2 separate regions of the Mus musculus genome follow, and region 2 is linked to region 1. The links are chromatin loops, found by intact Hi-C in ENCODE. Cell type or tissue: heart. All regions are shown on one strand. Links, peaks and the distances in the headings refer to the core of each region. The heading gives the core; the rest is flanking DNA.

Region 1 (7,083 bases), core at 1,290-6,289:
TGTAACTCTAGTTGGCCTGGGTAAAGTGCAACTTTAGCAGGCCGCTTTTTTATCTTGTTATAAAATAGCTAGCAAAGATGTCTGTGACAGTCATTTTGAGTTTGTGTGTGTGTGTGGTAAATGTGTGTGCTCATGCACGTATGGGTTCCTATGTGAAGACTTGAGGACAGTTTCAGCTGTCACTCCTCAGGTGCCATCCACCTTGTTTTTTGAGATAGGGTCTCTCACTGGCCTGGAATTCACCTGGAAGGCTAGAGTGGCTGACCATTGATCCCCAGGATCTGCCTGCTACGATTGTAAGCGTGGCACGCCCAGCTTATTTATTTATTTACTTACTTACTTATTTATAACCAGATTGTCTTTCGTTGAAATATTTTCTCTAGTTGCTTGTTAGCTAGCTGGGCATCCATCCCAGAAGGCTACTATTGATGTCACAGGGTGCCCATCCACATGGTAGCCTACAGACTGCAGTACTCAGGATCTCCTTAATACTTTCAGAAAGTTCTCTAAGACCAGTGTTGCATGTGCTGGACAATCAAAAGTGACACTTCCACTGTGTGTAATGTTCTTCTGCTTCTTTCTGTCTCTTGGTGGCTCCTTGAAGACTCTGATGCTCAGGCCAAGACAGAGGCAGAGGGCATCACCTCCATGCTGGCCTGTCCGTCTGGATGGTCAGTTTCACTGTCATTTTCAGACTGTTCCAGTCACTGGTTACCTTGGCAGCGTCATTACCAACTGTTTTTGGAGACAGACCCAAGGGACTGATCTTCGGGACCAGGCATATGTGTCGCCAACCTCACCTCAAGTACACAACTTTGATCCCATTGTGGTTGATGGAGGCGGCTGGTGTTGGATGAACCGGGATTCAGAAAGTTGCACTGCAGCCTCCTCTGAGCTGGAGACAGAAAGGGGCCATGACCAGCTTTCGCTATGTTTAAGGGATGACACGCGGGTCCCCATGCATAACTTCACCTCCTGAACTTTCACCCCGACCCTCTTAGCTGTGAATGGTTCTCCCTCCCTAGCTCCCCGCCCCCTGATAGCCTGGTTGGCCGAGCTCTATGGCCTCCCCCCTAGCTCCCCGCCCCCTGATGCCCTGGTTGGCCGAGCTCTATGACCTCCTCTAGCTCCCCGCCCCCTGATACCGTGGTTGGCCAAGCTCTATGGCCTCTGGTTCGGAAGGATCTGCTCGCTTCAGCCTCCTGAGCGTGAGGATTATAGGTGTGTGTCATTAGGCCTGGTCCTTTTTGTCTTTAACCACTGCCCAGTGTGATCATCATCCTCACTTATCTTTAGCGGTGAAGGCCCTTTGGCCCTGCCTTGCTGGAGTTCCACTTCATTGGCAGCATTACCAGCGCTCCAAGGACTTTCCAAAACCCCTTGTCAATCAGTCTCGGAGCCCTGTGAATTGGGAGGGGCTTCCATGTTTCCCGGAGCCCAGTCAGGGGAGGGTTGGGTAAACAAACACAAAATTTATTTGTATAGCAGTTTACAAACTAGAACTGAGAACTGAGTGTGGTGGTGCATGCCTTTGATTTCAGACCCTGGGAGGCGGAGGCAGATGGATGTCTGTGCGTTCAAGGCCAGTGTCTTAGGGTTTCTGTTACCGTGATGAAGTGATGAAAGCACCGTTACCAAAAATCTAGTTGGGAGGAAAAGGGTTGATTTGGCTTACACTTCCAGATCATAGTCCATTACTGGAGAAAATCAGGACAGGGACTCAAACAAGACTGGAACCTGGAGGCAGGAGCTGATGCAGAGGCCATGGAAGGATGCTGGTTAACTGCTTGTTTCCCGTGGCTTACTTTCCATGGTTTACTCAGCTGACTTCTTGTAGAGCCCTGGACCATCAGCAAAGGGGTGACACCGCCCACAATGGGCTGGACCCTTCCCCATCAATCACTAATTGAGAAAATGCCTTACAACTGGATCTTACAGAGGGATTTTTCTCAACTGAGCCTCCTTTTTCTCTGATAGACTTGTGTCAAGTCGACACTGATAACCAGCCAGTACAGCCAGCCTAGTCTACATGGTAAGAACTTGTCTCAAAAAAAAAAAAAAGGATGGTTGTGGTGTCTCACACCTTTAATCCCAGCCTTTAGGAGGCAGAGGCAGGCAGATCTCTTGAATTTCAGGCCAGACTGGTCTACAGAGTGAGTCCAGGACAGCCAATGGTTCTGTTACATACAGAAATCCTGTCTTGAAAAATAAAACAAAACAAGACAATAATTAAAAAAAAAAATGGAATCAAGGGCTGGAGAGATGGCTCAGCGGTTAAGAGCACTGACTGCACTTCCAAAGGACCTGGGTTCAATTCCCAGCAACCACATGGTGGCTCACAACCATCTGTAATGGGATCTGACGCCCTCTTCTGGTGTCTGAAGAGAGTGTACTCATATAGATTAAATAAATAAATCTGTTTTCAAGAACAATGGAATCAAGGCAAAGGGTAGTCCACACTTGTAACCCCAGCATAGCCAGCCCCCCAACCACATAGACCACCCCCCAACAGTAACGATTTTACGAACAGTATTATATGTATAGAAATCCCAAACACATAATACGCAGTATGAAGCCAGTTTTGCTTTCCTGTGATGTATTTGTTGCTGTAATATTCATGCATTACTCTGTGTGTGGTGTATGCATATGGTACATGTATGTGCATGTGATGTGTATGTGTGTGCATGTGGTATGTATGAGTGCATGCATTCTCAGACATAGAGCCAAGGGAAGACATCAAGTGTCTTTCTCTGTCATTTTTGTCTTTTTCTCCTGATCTCTTTGTGAACCTGGAGGCTGCTGGGGTTTGTTTGGTTTTGTTTGTTTGTTTGTTTGTTAGTCTGACTAGCCATGGAGCCCCAGCCATCCTTCAGTTTTTGCCTCCCACCCCCTCAGAGCTCAGGTTACAGGCCTGGCTTTTAGGGCTTCATGCTTGTGCAGCCAATGCCCTGACTGACACCCGTGCTGACTCCCAAGCTGATGCACTATTTTTAACCGAAGTCCATGGGTCTATTCATATTCCCCAGTTTCTTCATATTTCCCCATGTTCTCCTCTGCCCCAGATATCTGTCTAGGCTCTTCCATAACTCTGAGTCACCACAACTCCTCAGGCAATGACAACCTGTCTCTGATGACTCAGGTGGTTAAAAGCATGGCAGGTCAGTCTGTACTAGGGCTTTCCTCCACCCAGGGCTGCCCATAATTTTCCTCAGGGTGGGACTGAGACAGGGGGCTTGGGCAATGTCCCCAGGTCACCTTTGGAGTCCTCACTGTCAATCTGTTCTGCTCCGTGGCTCAGGACTGCTGATGTTGATACTGCACTGTGTTTGTTGTGCCTCTTCAGGATGGTCACCTCTGCTTAGCTCTGGGAAAGGAACAGGAAGAGTGGAGGTTTAAAGCCTCAGCTGGAACCTGCGCTGCTTCGGTGTAGGATTCTTTGTGAGAGCCTCATTGCCATCCATTGATTTAGTCACACGGGCTGGACTCTGGGATACTAATTTCATACTTTTGGCTATTCCAACACACACCCTTTGCTTATCTTTGTTGTTGCAATTGTTCAGCTTTGACCACAAGAGGGCTCTTTTGTCTGGGTTCTGTATTGCTTTGACATAATGTGTATGAGCGTTGTTTTTCTGAGTTCTTGATTTAGGCATTTTGGCTCATCTTTGGGCCTTTTCTGGCCTAGAACCTGCCACTGGCCCCATTTCTCTGTTTTGTACCTAACTAGTGGGTCTCTTTTTCTGGAGATGAGTAGGTTTGCGGGGGTGGGGTGGGGATGGGGTGCCCAAACTGCCTGTGGCTACATCCTCTCCATCCCTAAGCTCCTTACACTCTGCTCCGGACCCTAGGGCCAGCAGGACCCTGACTTCTCTTCCTCCATGTTGCATTTCTACCTATCTTTCAATTACTGTTCCTGGCTTTTGGCTTCAGTATAACCAGGAATGCCTGACATTTGGAAGAGAAGTAAAATGGACATTTGGATGAAACTCGGGGGCCTGGAGTCCTGTGGAACTGAAAGGGACAGCTACTGGGGCAGCCCCTCCTTGAAATTGAGTAATTTCACCTGCCCCTCCCCTCCACCCCCGCCGACTGTTCCCGCCGCTGGGCTACGCCCCTCTGCCCATGAATTCCGTGTTGTTAGAATGGCCACCAGGTGGCGCCGTAGACTGCTATTTGGACCCTGAAGTGCTCAGGTCCTCGCCCCGGGACAGGATCTACGCTTAGGAAGCCAGAATGCTCTGAAGAGGTGTTGGGAATGGGTGGCACATTTTCTGATGTGCTTGGCGCCTGGTGAACAATATCGGGAGGCTATGTCTATAGTATCCTCGAGTGCAGAAGTTCCTAGTCTCCAGGCAGCAGGAAGGGACAGGGTCCGTGGGGCGGGAGGGCAGGGGGATGGGAGAACGTGGCATTCTGAAAATTGCGCTGTAGGTCAAAGAAGGGGTGCGTGGGAATGTGTGGGGAACACACGGAGGCAAGGAAGGGGCACACAGGGAGCAAACCCGTTTGGATAAGGGCGGGGTGGGTGAAAGCTGGAGTTGGAGAGCTGTAGTGCACCCGGGTATGCAGGGACGTGGGAGGACAGAAGACTGGCTGCTTCCCAGCTTCCTGCCTCCTCTCTTCCGAGAAGTGACAGTGCCTACAGGGTGGAGCTAGTTGGGAAGGGGACCAAGCCAATGGGGGTTGAGGGAAGGAGATCTTAGAGAATGGGGGTAGGTAACCAAGCGATGACGGCGGGGGGGGGGGGGGGGGGGGGCAGGGGCGGGGAAATCCCTGAAGATGGGGAGGAGCAGAAAGAGGCCTGGGACTGTGGGGAGTACAGCATAGAAGCTGGGAAGAGGTCGAGAGAGATCCAGGGCTAGGTCTAGGGGTGAAGGCTTCTGGAGCGCTAACTCTACAGAGAAAGAAAGAAGGGCCCAGAGTACAGGAGGCAGCGCCACCCTTTTTCTCCCAGGAAGAATGTCCACTCTGTTTGTCCGGACCCAACTTCTGCCCTTGGCCTAAGAGACTCTGCCTGCCCTTTGAAGGACTGTGACATGTAGTTAGGTGCTCACTCCTCTTGGGGTTGGGGGGAGCCACATCTTTTGGCTCTCACTCAAAGATTCTTGTCTTCTGACACCTTCCAAGGACCTGGCAAACTCCCTGTTAACTTGGAGTCGGGTGGGGTCCATATATCAGACCGGAAGCCCTTGCAGTTGGAGATGTGGTGGCTCCCACAGGGGGGCTGGGATGGGAGTTGTTTCAGACTTAGGCCTCTCCAGGGCTGTAACTTCAGAAAGGACTCTCTGGCCTCTTTCCTTGCAGGCAGGAAACCACAGTGTCTCTTGGGAACCATATCCTTCGCACACTGAAGCAGAAAACTGTTGTGGCCACAAAACTAACTAAAGCTAGTTAGCGTTAGCACACTCTTTGCAGCAGCCTTTATCTTCCACTAACAAGTCACCCCCTATCTCTTGGTGCCAGCCTTAGAGCTTACCACCACTATTCACAATCGAGAGTCTATGTCTTTTGCTTTCACAGACTTGTGGTTCTTTGTCTCAATGGCTTGCCTACCATGCACCAGGCCCTTGGTATGATCGTCATGACAGCACAAAGAGGGTGTGGCAATAGACACATTGAATTCCAGCATTTGGGGATTTCTGCCCCACTCCCTCCCATTTAGCTCCGGAGTAAACAGCTCAGAGGTATCAGAATTTATTGACAAGCTGCAAGCCTAAGCTACGCAGGTTCTGGAATTATTATAACCCTGCTAGGCTATTAACAACCAGATAAGTGACCCATTATTTGCCAACTGAATCTTGCTCTGTTCTTCGTGTGTCCTCAGTGGGAGCTTCTCTTGGCCACAGGCTCATGGTCCATCCTCCCTCGAGGTGTCGTAGTGACATTCTTCTTCCACATCCTCTGTCCTTCCTCTCGTGGTCCCTACCCTGAGACCCTCCTTACTCGATCTCCAGTCCGACCTTCCTCTCTCTCCTGCCCAGTCACAGGCTCTAGCCTTTTATTACCCAATCAGAGATTGTTGGGGACATTCTTTACAGCACATTGGTTAATACAGTGCCCATGTACAGACTGTGACCTGATCATAGATAGAACTGAGCATCTAAACCTGCACACTACGCAGCGCACAAGACCAACCCCAAGGTCTTCGGGTCACCATCCTACGGCCTCCACTTTTATTTTATTTATTTATTCTTGGATTTCTTTTTAAAAAGAAATTTCTTAAGCCAGGCATGGTGGCACACGCCTTTAATCCCAGCACTTGGGAGGCAGAGGCAGGTGGATTTCTGAGTTCGAGACCAGCCTGGTCTACAAAGTGAGTTCCAGGACAGCCAGAGCTACACAAAGAAACCCTGTCTCGAAAAACAAACAAACAAACAAACAAACAAACAAAATTTTCTTACAATATATTCTAATCATGGTTTCCCCTTCCTAAATTCCTCCCAGATCTTCCCCAACCATCCAATTCCACATTCTTTCTCTCTCTCTTTAGAAAACAAACAGGTTAAAAAAAATTAAAACAACGCCCCCCAAATCTTCAAAGACGACAATTAAAAAATGTACACACGTGGTGAGATGGCTCAGCAGGTAAGAGTAGTGACTGCTCTTCCGAAGGTCCTGAGTTTAAATCCCAGCAACCACATGGTGGCTCACAACCACCTGTAATGAGATCTGATGCCCTCTTCTGGTGTGTCAGAAGACAGGTACAGTGTACTTATGCATAGTAATAAATAAATCTTTTTTTACAAAATGTACACACAAATAAAACCCATAAAACCACAAATTCAGAAATCATATTATACAAGCAAAAAGCCAGTAGGGTAAAAATGCCCAAACAAAGCAATATGAGACAAAGTCTACTACCATTGAGTTCCTTTGTGTTGGCCATTTACTGCTAAGCATGGGTCCTATGGTTATATGTGCTATCTCTATCTTTATCTATCTATCTATCTATCTATCTATCTATCTATCTATCTATCTATCTATCTATCTATCTATCCATCCAGTGAGACTCCATGGGAGGAAATTGACTTTTCATTTGGAAGCAGACGTCAAGTGGAGAGAGCTTTTGGTTAAGGTGGGAGT
Region 2 (7,083 bases), core at 936-5,935, 130 kb before region 1:
CGAACTCAGAAATTTGCCTATCTCTGCCTCCCAAGTGCTGGGATTAAAGGCGTGCGCCACCACCGCCTGGCGCAATAAGTGCTCTTAACCACTGAGCCATCACTCCAGCCCTGGGAAGGTGGATTCTTATGCCGTTTGGGGTGACAGAATGAGATGATCATGTATGCTGTGACCCAACAAGGATACAGAGAAACGTAAAGTGTATTTGCTGCAGGAGAAAAAAAAAATCAGACAAACCAGGAGTAAAAGAACTTACTAAATGTTTGTATATTTATGCAATAGAATATTTTACAGTTGTTGAAATGAATAAACATCTATTAACATGGACAGATCTCACCCCACATTTTATTGTTCAGAGTAAGTAGCCTGCAGGAGGATGCACAGCACCCATTAAAGCTTGTCTGAGCCAGGTGTGGTGGGAGGCAGATCTTTGTAGGTTTGAGGCCAACGTGGTCAATAGTGAGTTCCTTGACAGGGCTACATAGAGAGACCCTGCTCCCCTAGCCTCCCACTCCACAAAAAACTCAAAGTAAATAAATAAGTAAAACACACACACACACACATTATGCTGGGCTGGAGGGGTGGCTCAGCCGGTACAGCACTCACTTGCTTTATAAATTCAGAGACTAGGATTGATGGTGCTCCTGAGGGTAACTTCAAGGCCATCTCAAGCCTCACATGTATATGAACATACATGTTCATATAAACATGCATACATTCTATGTTTGAAATATGCAACAAAACTCATCTGTGTGCCTGCTCGCATACCAAGTTTTCTCTAAGAAGTAGTTTTGAGACAGGATGTTCCCATGGGCATGTGGCTTGTCCTAAACTCACAGAGACCTTCTTGTCTCTTGTTTCCCAGGGCTGAGATGAAAGGCGTACATCAGCATGCTTGGCCAAATGCATGCAGCAACACCTGAGAACCTATCCCATGGAGTTGGACATGGCGGTGCACACCTTCAGTCCCGGCATTCAGGAGGCAGAGGTAGGTGGATCTCTACAGTTGGGGTCTACATAGTGAGTTGAAAGATAGCCAGGGTATGCAGAAAGATTCTGTCTTTAAAAGGAAGAAAGGAGGAGGGGGGAAGAAGAAGGAGAAGGAGGAGAAGGAGAATAAGGAGGAGGAGAAGAAAGAAGAAAGGAAAAAAGAAAGAAGGGAAGGGAGGGAGTGAGGAAGAGGAGGAGGAGGAGGATGGAATAATGAGACTATGGTTGATCTTTTATTTTTCCTCTTATCAAAAGATTTAACTTTGCTCTTTGTCTCGGGCCTGAGTTCGTAGGCGCAGCCAGCCTAGCGAGGTCAACATGCCGGTCGCCAGAAGCTGGGTTTGTTGCAAAACCTATGTGACCCCACGGAGACCCTTCGAGAAATCGCGTCTCGACCAGGAGCTAAAGTTGATTGGAGAGTATGGACTCTGGAACAAACGTGAGGTTTGGAGGGTCAAGTTTACCCTGGCCAAGATCCATAAGGCGGCCCGGGAGCTGTTGACGCTGGACGAGAAGGATGCCTCTGTTTGAAGGCAATGCTCTCCTGCGGCGGCTTGTTCGCATTGGGGTGCTGGACGAGGGCAAGATGAAGCTGGATTACATCCTGGGCCTGAAGATTGAGGATTTCTTGGAGAGGCGGCTGCAGACCCAGGTCTTTAAGCTGGGCCTGGCCAAATCTATTCACCATGCCCGTGTGCTCATCCGCCAACGTCACATTAGGGTCCGCAAGCAGGTGGTGAACATCCCATCCTTCATTGTTCGCCTGGACTCTCAGAAGCACATCAACTTCTCCCTCCGTTCTCCTTATGGTGGCGGCCGTCTAGGGCGAATGAAGAGGAAGAATGCCAAGAAAGGCCAGGGCGGGGCTGGAGCTGGTGATGATGAGGAAGAGGATTAATTAATACTTGGCTGAACTGGAGGATTGTCTAGTTTTCCAGCTGAAAAATAAAAAAGAATTGATACTAAAAAAAAAAAAAAAAGATTTAACTTTAACTTTTAAAAGATATTTTAGACTTATTATTTTGTGTCTACATGTGGTTTATATGCTTGTTATATATGTCTGCTCACCTCATACATGCTTGGTGCCTGAAGTCAGAAGAGGGCATGCAATCCCCTGGGACTGGAGTTACAGATGGTTGCGACCCACCATCAAACCCGGATCCTCTGGAAGACCAGAAAAACTCTTACCCACTGGCCTGTCTCTCCGGCCCTTAACTTTAAAAGATTAATTTCTATTATTTGTAAGGGTGTGTATGTGTGTGGGTGTAGCTGTCTGAGGCCACACATGTTAGATTCCCCGAAGCAGTTAAGTTGTCTGGCAGCAGTGTGGGAAACAACTTGAATTCTCTAGAAAATCATTAAGTACTTCTAACTACTGAGCCATCTCTCTAGCTCCTTATTCTTATTTATTTATTTATGATTTTGTGTGTGTGTGTGCCATGTGTGCAGGTGCCCTTGGAAATCAGAAGAGGGTATGGGGACACCTGAGCTGTACAGATGGTTGTGAGCTACCCTCAGTGGGTGCTGGGAACTAAAGATGGGTCCTCTTAGCAGCTGAGCCATCTCTCCAGCCCCTATTTTTATGATTTGTACATGTGTTCTTTAAGATTTATTTTAGCATGTGTATCATTCCTATCTGAAATATATATTTTAAAGATTTTTTAAAATTCTATATATGGAGCCAGGCGTGGTGGCATATGCCTTTAATCCCAGCACTTGGAAGGCAGAGGCAGGCAGATTTCTGAGTTCCGGGCCAGCCGGGTCTACAAAGTGAGTTCCAGGACAGCCAGGGCTATACAGAGACACCTTCTCTCAAAAAACAAAAACCAAAACAAAACAAAATTCTATATATATAACTGCACTGTAGCTCTCTCAGACACACCAGAAGAGTGCATCAGATCTCATTACAGATGGTTGTGAGCAATCATAGGTTGCTGGGAATTGAACTCAGGACCTCTGGAAGTGCTCTTAACCTCTGAGCCATCTTTCTGCCCACCCCCACGACCCCCATTTCCCCAAAAAGTCTTTTTTAAAGAAAGCTGTCTTATTGGATTTCAGAGGGTGATAGCCCCGAAATGTTGAGAGCAGGTGTGTTCTGGTTTCTTGAAAGAATACCTTTCCACATCTCCAGAATTCCACAGTCCCACTATAGCAAATACCACTCAGCTCAGCCACTGGAGAACAGCTGTGGGTGCTGCCGTGGCCTCTGTGGACCATTCACCTGTCAAGCTGAGGATCCTCCGAGGTTTCTGATGGATCGGGGCATGAACTTCATGATTTATTTCTAGTATTCCCACTTTCACGGGCAGCCTGGGTGGGTTTTCAGCGACGGACCTTTCCTCTCCTGGATGTTCAGCTTCATGTTCAGCAGGACTCATCGTCCTTGAATGTTGCCAGCTGGCGTCCACTAGAGGGAGCCAGAGCCCTTTACAGCTGGTCCTGCTCCTGAAATGGCTTCATTAATAGTAAAGAGCACAGAAGCAGCGCTGTGTTGCATTTTTTCTTTCTTTCTTTCTTTCTTTCTTTCTTTCTTTCTTTCTTTCTTTCTTTCTTTCTTTCTTTCTTTCTTTCTTTCTTTCTTTCTTTCTTTCTTTCTTTCCTTCCTTCCTTCCTCTCTCTCTCTCTCTCTCTCTCTCTCTTTCTATTAATGTTTAAATTTTTTTCTTTGTTGGATATTTTCTTTGTTTACATTTCAAATCTTATCCCCTTGCCAGGTCTCCCTCCAGAAACCCCCTATCCCATCCTCCCTCCCCCTGCCTCTATGAGGGTGCTCCCCCATCCACCCACCCACTCCTGGTTTCCTACACTGGCATTCTCCTACACTGGGACATCGAACCCTCACAGGACTAAGGGCCGCTCCTCCCCCCTGATGTCCAAAAAAGCCATCCTCTGCCACCTAAGTGGCCAGAGCCATGGGTCCCTCCACGTGCACTCTTTGGTTGGTGGTCCAGTTCCCGGGAGCTCTGGAGGGTCTGGCTGGTTGACACTGTTGCTAACCCCCATGGGGCTGCAAACTCCACCAACTCCTTCAGTCCCTTCTCCAACTCCTCCATCAGGGATCCCACACTCAGTCCAATGCTTGGCTGTGAGCATCCGCCGCTGTATTTGTCAGGCTCTGGCAGCAAGCACTTCCCGGCATCTACAATAGGGTCTGGGTTTGCAGTCTGTATTTGGGATGGATCCCCAGGTGGAGCAGTTTCTGGATTGCCTTTCCGTCAGTCTCTGCTCCACATTTTGTCTCCATATTTCCTTCTGTGAGTATTTTGTTCCCCCTTCTAAGAAGCACTGATGCATCCACACTTTGGTCTTTCTTCTTCTTGAGCTTCATACAGTCTGTGAATTGTATCTTGGGTATTCCGAGAAGTACAGTTAAAATTTGTGAACTTCAGATTTTAACATGCCATTTGTTACATTGAGGACTTGAAGCTGTGTTTTCTAAATTTATTTATTTATTTGGTTTATTTATTATTTTACATAAGAACACTGTAGCTGTCTTCAAACACGCCAGAAGAGGGCATCAAATCTCATTACGTGTGGTTGTGAGCCACCATGTGGTTGCTGGGATTTGAACTCAGGATCTTTGGAAGAGCAGTCAGTGTTTTTACCCGCTGAGCCATCTCTCCAGCCCCTTCTAAATTTATTTGTATTTTATGTAATGAAAATCAAATAACAGCATTGTATAATATTCCTCTACAACTTGTCAGTAATTTGGATTGAATTGTTAGTAGTTACTTCACAAAGTCTGCAAATTGCTGTTTAGGAATTGTTAGGTGAAATGTGTGCAGAAGAGGCTTGCTGGTTGTCCAGATGGCTGAAGCGTGGGATGCTGCAGGTAGCTCTGTGTAGCCCTGCTGTCCTGGAACTCACTTTGTAGACCAGGCTGGCCTCAAACTCAGAAATCTGCCTGCCTCTGCCCACCAAATGCTGGGATTAAGGGCGTGCACCACCACTGCTTGGCGAATATTCATTTTTTATTTTCTTTCTCTCTTAAACTCAGAGGAGCCACCGTGAAGGAAAATGCAACCCAAACTTAGTTCAGAAACAATGGTAACTCAACCTCTGTATGCAACAAATAAAACCTAATCTTGTAAGCCTTATTAAAATCTGATTCCGCAGGTGTTGAATCCTTGCAGATCCGCCATGATACTGGGGAAACTCTAGCAGCTACATCTTACCCCTCTGCTGTCCCCATTCCAAAAGGGCACCCTGTTTCACTTCTGAATTCTACCTGGTTTTGTGTGTTTTGTTTTTAAATATTTATCTATGTCTACTTGCATGTATGTTTGTGTGACAGAAGAGGGCATCAGATCCTGTTATAGATGGTTGTGAGCCACCATGTGGTTGCTGGGAATCAAACTTAGGTCCCCTCGAAGAGCAACTAGTGCCTTTAACCCTTGAGTCATCTCTCCAGGCCCTGGATTCTACCAGTTATATCTGCCCACACATGTCTACTTCCTCAAATTATGAGAATGTAATAGAAGATATAAAATTAAAAAATAAACATATTAAGGAAAAAATCCCATGAGACATTGAGCATTGGAAATATGGCTCACCTGAACTGAGATATCTCAAGAGCAATATAACCATAGGGCCTCAAGTATTGAGTATGAAAGAATGTGAACAATTACGTTCAATTTAATTTAAAAATACTGATTACATTCAGAAAGGATATTTTGGACATACTGACTTAATGAAGATTTCACCTGTTTCTTTTTAATTCCTCTTTAACATTTATTTAATTCTTTGTGTATGAATGTGTACGGGTGTGGGCATGCCACAGTCTGAGGGGAGATCAGAGGACAACTCTAGTCAGTTTTCTTTCCCCTTCATGTGGGCTTCCATAACAGAACTAGCTTGTTGGACTTGATGACAAGTGACTTTCTCAAGTGAGCCATCTCCTGCTTCTTCCCAAGTCTTCTCTCAGGAACTTTTCCTGCTATTAGGTCCTGTGACATCACATCTGTAGGCAGGCACCCTACGTTTCTTAAGACCATCCTGGTCTACAACAAATGCTAGTAACGCAATCAATGTGCCAGTGTCTTCATCTAGACCACAGGATTGTAGGCTGACCCATTTTCAATTTGCCTAGTAAACAAAATCAGTTTCCACCTCCTTGTTGAAGGTGTTCCACTGGGCTGTGAGGTTTCCTGTGTGTCTCTCTGCCTCCTACTTATAGATGAGGATATAAACTCTCAGCTACATCTTGAGGCAGGCAGGCCTGGCTGGCTCCCTGTTTGCTATGCCCCCATCTATGGTGATTAGGAACTCACCTTCTGCAACACACAAGTTTAAAATCTGTCCTTTATAAGTTGCCTTGAACATGGTATTGCACAGCAGTAGAAAAGTAAGACAATGAGAGACTCTGTCTGAAGGGAACGGGGTGGAATGCGGTCAGGCAGGTCACTGGATGTCTGCCTCCTATGCTCTCAAAACAGGCACACATACACGGCACACACAAACAAAAAAATAAAATAATCCAGAGACCAGATGTGGTGGCCACATAGTTTGTTCATATTTGTTCAAATAGAAATAATCAAGAAAGGCAGGGTAATCCCAGAGCCCAGGGAGGCAAAGGCAGGGCTAACTTGACTTCAATGCCAGTCTAGGCTACAAAGAGTGTTTCAGGCCATTAAGAGCTACGAGGGAGGCCTTGGCTCCGAAACAAACAAAAACCTCCAGAACACTTTTTGGCAGAGTTCCGGAAACACATTTATCACGTAGGTCAAAAGCGGGTCTAGGAATCGGCCAACAGTACCCATCAGTTTCTAACAATGAGGGCGTCAAGCACCCCTAAGAGCACCACCGCTTCACAGCCGGGTGGACTCCAGGGTAGTGCTACTCCGGCTGGACTTCCGGGTAGTGACCAGGCGGGTACCAAGCTTCCCTTCAGTCATCCAAAGTACCAAAGTACCACGTGAGCCCCGCCTGCACAACAAGCCCCGCCCCCCACAGCGAGGACACGAAGGCCTCGCTACGCTTCTTCCACTTCAGTCCGGAGGTCGCTGTCGCACTCCGGGTCTCCAGGCTTCGTTCTTCCTGAGGTCAGTTTCACGTGCTATGTTAGCTCGTGGTCACTGAGATGTCCGTACCCAG

What was found. A loop is a pair of places that touch in the nucleus more often than their neighbours do. Peaks named below come from ENCODE experiments on the same cell type or tissue, not always from the same donor. Only the 100,000 strongest peaks of a DNase experiment are listed, where the experiment ranks them.
Region 2: a loop joins it to region 1, with 7 times the contacts of the local background. A loop is called at or near these places in 9 of 42 quality-filtered maps.

The regions. Positions count from the first base shown.
Region 1 is chr7:141,045,502-141,052,584 of GRCm38, reverse strand. No RefSeq gene overlaps it. Among named protein-coding and RNA genes, the nearest start is that of B4galnt4, 12 kb to the left of the region's middle. In heart, for the core only: CTCF peaks have their summits at 3,553 (motif pointing right), 4,152 (motif pointing right) and 5,158; DNase peaks (open chromatin) are centred at 3,484, 4,164, 4,614, 5,124 and 1 weaker place; H3K4me3 peaks cover 1,408 bases; H3K27ac peaks cover 1,347 bases; H3K27me3 peaks cover 913 bases.
Region 2 is chr7:141,172,690-141,179,772 of GRCm38, reverse strand. Gm51459 (a long non-coding RNA gene) reads left to right here. Exons shown (of 3, transcript XR_003946684.1): 3 at 866-1,126. It also overlaps a transcript of Rnh1 not described here and the pseudogene Gm5905. Among named protein-coding and RNA genes, the nearest start is that of Rnh1, 7.3 kb to the right of the region's middle. In heart, for the core only: CTCF peaks have their summits at 3,390 (motif pointing right) and 4,525 (motif pointing right); a DNase peak (open chromatin) is centred at 3,392; H3K27me3 peaks cover 1,063 bases.